Linked DNA regions of Homo sapiens: region 1 is linked to region 2. Evidence: read pairs that join two places in POLR2A ChIA-PET (ENCODE). Cell type or tissue: A673. All regions are shown on one strand.

What was found. Peaks named below come from ENCODE experiments on the same cell type or tissue, not always from the same donor. Only the 100,000 strongest peaks of a DNase experiment are listed, where the experiment ranks them.
Region 1: POLR2A ChIA-PET joins it to region 2 with 7 read pairs; 1 of 35 experiments calls an interaction of 5 or more read pairs at or near these places.

What each region holds. Positions count from the first base shown.
Region 1 is chr15:29,102,314-29,106,313 of GRCh38, reverse strand. APBA2 (amyloid beta precursor protein binding family A member 2) reads right to left here. Exons shown (of 15, transcript NM_001353788.2): 11 at 756-935. Among named protein-coding and RNA genes, the nearest start is that of NSMCE3, 170 kb to the left of the region's middle. In A673, CTCF peaks have their summits at 2,379 (motif pointing right) and 3,908 (motif pointing left); DNase peaks (open chromatin) are centred at 753, 2,353 and 3,903; H3K4me3 peaks cover 496 bases; H3K27ac peaks cover 694 bases.
Region 2 is chr15:29,180,828-29,184,827 of GRCh38, reverse strand. The region is part of intron 4 of ENTREP2 (endosomal transmembrane epsin interactor 2); the gene reads left to right. Among named protein-coding and RNA genes, the nearest start is that of NSMCE3, 87 kb to the left of the region's middle. In A673, no CTCF peak of the experiment used is centred here; a DNase peak (open chromatin) is centred at 1,637; H3K27me3 peaks cover 338 bases.

The DNA.
Region 1 (4,000 bases), 79 kb after region 2:
CGTGCCCAACACTGACCTTCCCACCCCAAGCAGGGCTCCAGTGTCCTGGTTCCTGCTCCTTCCACACCCACAGAGGCCAGAGGAATGTTCTCAGGCTCCCATACCCATATCCTGCCCCCGGCCTTCACTCTTGTTGGAAAAGTCCTTCTACTTTTATTTCCTCTCAAAGGTCACTGTCTCAGAAACTGCCTGGAATGTCTTCAGCAAGAAACCAGGATCATGCATTCACCCATTCAACAAGCAGCAGAGACCATCCACTCATCCACAGCAGACACAATCATTCAGCCATTTAACAAACAGTCCAGGTATGGGCCATCCCCAGGGAATTTGCTCCTCTGCCCATAAGAACTTTCCAAAGTCCCCTGGGGGAAGCCACTGGGACCAGCTAAGGCCTCTGCTACTGGTGGCTTCCAGCCTCCTCTGCCAGAGCCCCCAGGCTCCCTTTAGAGATGCCACATGCTTTTCAGAAATATCTCCTGGGTGCTGAGTGCTGGTTGATGATAATAGCAGCATTAAAAGGCGCATTTTCGAGGTCATTAAAGCTGACTGTAATCAGCTTCTTTGTTACAAACACCTCATTTCACACCCAAGTGCTCAGCTGGAAGGCAGGAGCGAGGTGCACATTCCGGGCCCCACTGGAGTCTGATAGGAAGGCAAGGGTGTGCGTGAGGACCCCGGGAAGGCTCGCTCTGCAGGAGCTCAGGGAGCAGAAGCTGGCAAATGTGGCCTCCCTGAGGCTGGTGGGTGTGGCTTACCTCCTTGCAGTTCTCCGAGTTTGAGAAGTGGATGAGGTCGTCGTTGTACATCTCCTGGGTGTTGATGATGTCGCTGTATTCCTTCTGGCTCAAGTCTTCGGGGTTGATGCCATTGGCTCGCAGGAACTCCTGGTAGGCCACGCTGAAGGCCTGGCCGATAGACTGGGCGATGAGCTGGGCCTGTGCAGAGGGCAGGCCAGCTGGAGACAGGCACGTGGCACAGGCTCCCCGCAGCCTCCTCAGCAGGGGGCTGCGGCAGGGCTGGGTGCAGGATGCACCCATAAGCCTTCAAGGGAGCCCTTGCTCGGGCTTAGAAGAACAAGAAAGAAACTGGGGGCCCTCCCTCATCTGATGAAGGCTGTCTCCCACCAGCACTCCACCGTGAGCGAACCCCAGTGTTGCCCTGAACCCCAAAGGGTCTACTCCTGACTGTCCCTGCCTAAGCTGTGGCACGGCCCAGATGCTCCAGGTCAAAGCTGTTTCAAAGAAAGTCTGGGACAACAATGAATTATTTACTACATGTCATATTTTTGTTGCTTTTTTTTTCTTTCGAGATGAGGTCTGGCTCTGTTGCCCAGACTGGAGTGGGAATGTAGGTGAGCACAACCACATCCAGCTAATTAAAAAAAGTTTTCTTGTAGAGATAGGGGTCTTGCCATATTGCCCAGGCTGGTCTCAAACTCCTGGACATAAGTGATCCTCCTGCCTTGGCCTCCCAAACTGTTGGCATTGCAGGTGTGAGCCACTGCACCTGACCCCATCTGTATTTCCTTTCCACTCATCTGATGCCGAAAATGGACTTTCAGTGTGTTTTCCGGGAGCATCGTGCTGCTAGTTGTCTACCCCGCATGTATTTATCGGTAGCAACAGAACCCAGTGCCCACTGGAGGCAGAGGGTGTGCCTGGCTGCTCTTCTAGGGATGTGTGGCTGTGCCAGGCCAGGCCTGCAAGACATGAGACCTGGGACTCCACACAGGCCCCATGAAGCACGTCACTTCTTTCTACTTCCGCTGAGCTGCTTCAGTGGACATCACCGACTCTGACATGGCAAAGGCCTGGACACTGAAACAGCACTCAGGGCCTGGCCGGCCGCCTGCTGGTGCGCAGACAGGAGACAGTGGGAGGTGAGGGCTGTACTGAGCTCCCGGAGCTCGCCAAGCAGGCTGGCAGCTGTGCAGCCCTGGGAGCGCGGCGGGGCTCTTGGCGGCCTTGGTGACGCCTCAGCCCACAGCGGGGCCTCCCGCCAGGCTCTGGGCTGTGTGAGCCCTCCTTATGCGCTGTCCTGCTCCTCACGTGCCTCCCCAACTGCCCTCAAGGGGGTCCTGCACGGGCGCCCCCAGCAAACTCCTACTCAACAGGATCCCAAAACAGGTGAAAACAAGGGCTTTGGCCTCAATTCCCTTCCCACTCTCCACGTGGCAGGATGTAAGAGCAGCAGATGAATGTATGCATTGGGAAAGACAAGCTGGGCCGGATTAGAAGCGCGCAGCAGGCGGCCTGCCCTCCAGCAGGCGTGGAACTGCCCTCCCTGACGGGCCCTAAGCCGTTTCCAGGACTTGCCGGTTCCCACGCCCAGCATCTCTGCCGCGCGCACAGACCCAGCTGGAGGCGCGACGCCCGGGGACCGCCAGATGGCGCCGCCGGGCTGGCCTGCGGAGTTGGCGAGCTGATGGGGCTCGGCAGGAGGGCCGGGGGCAGCGCCCGCGCAGGAGAGGGTCGGGCCTTTGGGAAGAGCGGAGGGCGGCCCCCAGGCCTCTGCTTCTGTCTCCGCCTGACGAGGCCACCTGGCTGGGAAGGACGGCCTGAGAGCCCTGGAGCCCCGGAGGCCCGGCTCCACCACCCACGGCCCTCGGACTCCACTTGGGCTCCCTCGGGCCACCGCCATTCTTCCTCCCCTTGGACGACATCCTCCGCCCCCGCGGAAGCTCCAAGCCCGGGGAGCCGGCTCCGCGGGGCTGCGCCTCCTTCCGGTGTCATCTGGGCCGCTGGTGTGCCGCCAGCCGCCGCCTCCCCGTCACTCCACGCCGGGTACCGGCTGCCTCCTGGGAGGTGTGGGGTTCAGGGGGCTCTCTCTGCGGCTGGCGCTTCAGAGAAGGGGTCGCCCTGCCGGCCCCAACTCGCAGCCAAGCCTGTGGGCGTTCACTGCTGTGAGTCCAGGAGCCCAGCCCAGGCCCCACCTCAGGGCTCAAGCGGCCTCCTGCAAGTGGGCTGTGGGCAGAGCCTGCAGGCGCTGGAGAGGTGGGGAAGAGGAGGCTGCTGTTGCTGGCAGGACCACCCTGCGGCCTCATCTACCCAATACGGCATACCCTGGCTTTAACCCTCCGCATCGGCTGCACCTGGGGGCTCTCAGTGCCCCTTGGAAACTCTCACCAGCTGACTGCCACCCTTCGCCACCGGGCCTGCTCCTGGCCTCATTCCGCCAGTACCTGTGGCCCATCCCCAAGCCAGGTCTCTCACACATCCTCGGCCCTCAGTCACACAGAAATACCCATCCAGGTTTCGAAGGGTCTCCGTGTAGCGGTGGAAGGAATGTGTGAGTGCGCTGTTGAAATGCTCTCTCCCTCCTGTAAATCTGCCATTGCGCCGAAGCACTTCAAGTGGACCCAAGTTCTTAGGAAGAAGATGACTGCGCCAGCCAAAGGTTTGAACCCTGTCTTCAGTTTCCATGCTGTATGTCAGGATCATGACAATATGGGGACCCTTCCCTATTGCCCAGGTCCCTGAGACAGCCTCAAGTCCTTATGTGAAAAAGAACGCCCTGGCCAACTGCCCCTGAAGGATAGATTTTTTTTTTTTTTTGAGACGGAGTTTCACTCTTGTCACCCAGGCTGGAGTGCAATGGCACGATCTCAGCTCACTGCAATCTCCGCCTCCCAGGTTCAAGCAATTCTCCTGCCTCAGCCTCCCACGTAGCTGGGATTACAGGCACGCACCACCAAGCTTGGCTAATTTTTTTGTATCTTTAGTAGAGACTAGGGTTTCGCAATGTTGGCCAGGCTGGTTTTGAACTCCTGACCTCAGGTGATCCACGCACCTCAGCCTCCCAAAAGTGTTGGGATTACAGGCATGAACTACCGTGCCCAGCCATAGATCATATTTTAAAATTTCACTCTGGCAACAGCCACAAAACTGGCTCACCAGCAGCGCCCCCTGCTGGTCTGTGAGTAAGATCAGCCTCCAGGAAGGACAGTTCCTCTCTGAGCTCCCCTCTTGGCCCTGCTGCTCCTTCCTCAGCCCCTCTGTCC
Region 2 (4,000 bases):
TAGGCTCCATGTCCCATGGTCCCCAAAGTGAGAGGGGCCACAGGACAGGGCACTGGACAAAGGAGCAGAGCATCCATGGGAGACATAAAACCTACTAGTATTATTTTGCGCTGGTCCCGGGCTGGTTTCGCTGCATAGGCATCCTTTGGGAACTGGTTTATGCAGCCCTTTCAAATCCCATGAGCTGTCTTCTCCACCACCACCCCAACCGCAGTGAAGTCCATGAGGCGGACTTCATGATTTCCATGAGGAGATGGGAAAATGGAGGCCCCAGGATGTGCAGGGGCTGAGCTGCAGACTCAACTGGTGGTAGATCCAGATTTCCATCTTTAATGCCAGATCCATTGCTTCCTCCACTTCCAACCTGATCCGCTTAGTAGGAGACGGAGACTAGGTGGTGCCTGAAGAATCGCAGCAGAGCAGGGGACAGCCAATGGGTCATTTCCGTGCAAATGACCAGCGGTGCCCTCAGCAGGTCCTTGTTCTGTGCATCTCCTGGCACATCTGAAAGTTGAGCACTGCACCCTTAAAAAAGTTGTCAGTGGCTGGGTGCAGTGGCCCACACCTGTAATCCCAGCACTTTGGGAGGCCGAGGCCGGCGGATCGCTTGAGCTCAGGAGTTTCAGACGAGCCTGGCCAATATGGCAAAACCCCGTGTCTACTAAAAATACAAAAATTAGCTGGATGTGGTGGTGCGTGGCTGTAGTTCCAGCTACTCAGGAGGCTGAGGCAGGAGAATCACTTGAGCCTGAGAGGTTGAGGCTGCATGCAGTAAGCCAAGATGATGCCACTGCACTCCAGCCTGGGCAACAGAACAAGACTCTGTCTCAAAAAAAAAAGTTACTAGCTAGTTCAACGTGCAGAAAAGTATGAGAATAATATAATACCTTCCAGATTTATTCAATCTTACTATGTTTACAATATTTGCTTCTATTCTTTTTCTTTAAATAAGAAATATATTATCATACATTGTTGCAGACCCATCTGAGTCCCCTCCACTGCCACGGCTCTCTGTCCCTCCCTCTGTCTGAAATTAGAGATTGTCCAGAAGCAGCCACTATCCTGAGGCATCAGGGAATTTTTCATTCCCCTGCAGAGTTGTCTGCTTCACTGAAACTTTACATCAAAGTTGACGCATTTGGTACCGTAAGCCAGTTTCTATTCTCACCCCCATCAGGTTTGTGATACTGATCCATGTAGATAAGGGTTGCCTTAGTCATCTTCGTGGGGCTTCTGCATGGTCTTGCATTGAGCGAGTATTCCACAGGTTGCTTCTCCATCTCCTGTTCATGGACACTGGGTTGTTCCCAGTTTCTCATTATTCTAACAGTGCTAGAATGCGGAGTGATGTGCACTCGGCAGCGTGTGTGCACCTGCTGCATTTTCTCCAGCCTGCAGACTTGCTGGCTCACAGGGGAAGTGCATCTGCAGGACTTTAGTCACCGCACTCCACAGCGATGGCAGGGATCCCCGCTCTCCTGGCCAGTGGAAAAGGCAGCCTTGCTTCTCGATGTCCTCAGGCTTTCTGTGTGACTGATGGCTATTTGTTTTGATCTGCTAACTCCCTGGTTTTTTCTCTTTTCCTGCTGAGTTATTTGCTCTTTACTCTAAACGATTTCCCTTTGTCATAAAAGTCTTCTCACGATCAGTGACTCATCACTCAAAGTTGTTTTGGGCATCATTTGTGATAGAGAAGTTTTCAGTTTTAATGCAGGCAAATTCATTTCCTGGATGATGTGTCCTTTTAGTGTTGCATTTTAAGAACTATTTTTCCATCCCCAAGTGATAAAAATTTTCTGTATTTTCATGGAAGTTTTAAAACTTTGCCTCTCACACTGAGCTCAGTAATCCCCCTGGGGTTTAATTTTGTGTGTTGTGAGATACGGATCTAGTTGTATTTATTTTTGTGTATGGATAGTCATCAATTATTACAGCACCAATCTGTTTCTATATTTGAAGATGTCTATTTCTGAGGGCTCTTTTTTTTTATTGGTCTATGGCTTGTCTCTCTTGTTACCACATTACGGGAAATACTGGTTCTGTATTTGTCTTGTAGTTAATAGGGTAAATCCCCACTCTTCCCCTCTTTAGAACTGTCTTGGCCATTCTCATTCCTCCAAGAGAGATGGAGAGAGAGCTCTCTTCTCTCTCCCTTCTCTCTCTCTCTCTCTTTCTTTCTCATATATACACACACACCATCATTGTAACTGTATTGTATTTTTAGGTTAATCTGGGGAGAATTATCATTTTTGGTACAGCTTTTCATTTAGCCTTCTGTTTTTCAATAAAAATGTTACCATTTTTAATATACAGTCTCGATCAACTTACGTTAAATATATATTCCTAGGTGTCATATCATTTTGTCCTTATTGGAAAAGTAGGGAGTTTAAAATTTTTTTAGTTTGGCCGGGCGCAGTGGCCATGCCTGTAATCCCAGCACTTTCGGAGGCCGAGGCAGGCGGATCACGAGGTCAGGAGATCGAGACCATCCTGGCTAACACGGTGAAACCCCCGTCTCTACTAAAAATACAAAAAATTAGCCGGGTGCGGTGGCGGGCGCCTGTAGTCCCAGATACTTGGGAGGCTGAGGCAGGAGAATGGCATGAACCCAGGAGGCGGAGCTTGCAGTGAGCTGAGATAGCGCCACTGCAGTCTGGCCTGGGTGAAAAAGTGAGACTCCATCTCAAAAAAAAAAAAAAATTCTTTTTTTTACTTTAAATTTTTTATTCTCTAACAGTTTGCCTGTAGATTGTTTAGGACTTTTTATTTAGAGGGTTCCATCATCTGGGAATAACGACAGTTTTGTTTCTTCTTTTCCAGTCTTCACATTGATTCTTAATTTTTCCCATCTTCCTGCACTGGTTAGGACTTTCAACACAATGGAATGGAAGTTGAGCCAGTAGCCATCCTTGTCTTGTTCCCGATTTTAAAGGAAAGAGTTTAATAATTAAGAATAATGTTTGCTGAAAATTTCTAATACTAAATATTATTTGCCAGATGAAGGGAATCCCATTTTGTTACCAGTCTGCTAAGAGTTTGCCATGAGTTTTAAATTTTAGCAAATGCTGCATCTATTGAGATAAGTATATATGCATGTGTGTATTTGTATGTGTATATGTGTGTGTATATATGTATATACACATTCATACACATATAACTGTATTCTGTTAATATAGTGAATATACATGAAACTACATGAATATATATTCATGTAGAATGGATTTCTAATGTGGAACCGTTCTTGCATTTCTGGGATAAAACTTAGGCACAATATTTTCATATAATTATGAAAATCTACTTTGCTTTTCTTTTATTAAAGATTTTTCATCATTATTCATAAATTATATGAATCAAGCTTTCCCTTGTTCATACTGCAATTGCCTAATTTTATTTTATTTTTTAGTTTACACTAGCCTAGAAAGATGAGCTGGGAGGTGTTCCCCTCTTTTTCCCTCTGAAAACAAAGTTTGCAGAAGATTAAACTTACCTATTTCTTGAATTGAATGTTTGGTAAAAGTTACAAAATCACCAGGGCTTGGTAATTTCTTTTGCAGTCAGTAGATAGTTAAGTACTGATTCAGTGGATTATAGGTTACTTGGATTTCCTCCTTCTTCTTGAGACTATGTTAGAATGTTTTGCTTTTCTGGAATAAATTGTCCATTTTGTTTAGGTTTTCAAATTCATGTATATGCTATGCCTAGTTATGTCTTTTTTAATTTTTAATATTTTAATTTATTCCTTTTCTTTCTTTGTTAATCAGCCTCTGCCAGAGACTTGCCTATTTTTGTCAGTTTTTTTTCAAAGAACCAGCTTAATATTTATTGATCTTGTCATTGCTTTGTTTCTTATTTCATTAGTTTCTGCTCTCTTCTCCATTTTTTCCTTCCTTCCAAATTCCTTTTTCTTTTTCTCACTTCTCTCGATGTATGCTGTTACTAAATTCAGTCTTTCTTCCTCATATAAGCAGGCAAACTGCATACGCTAAGTTTTGATGTCTAG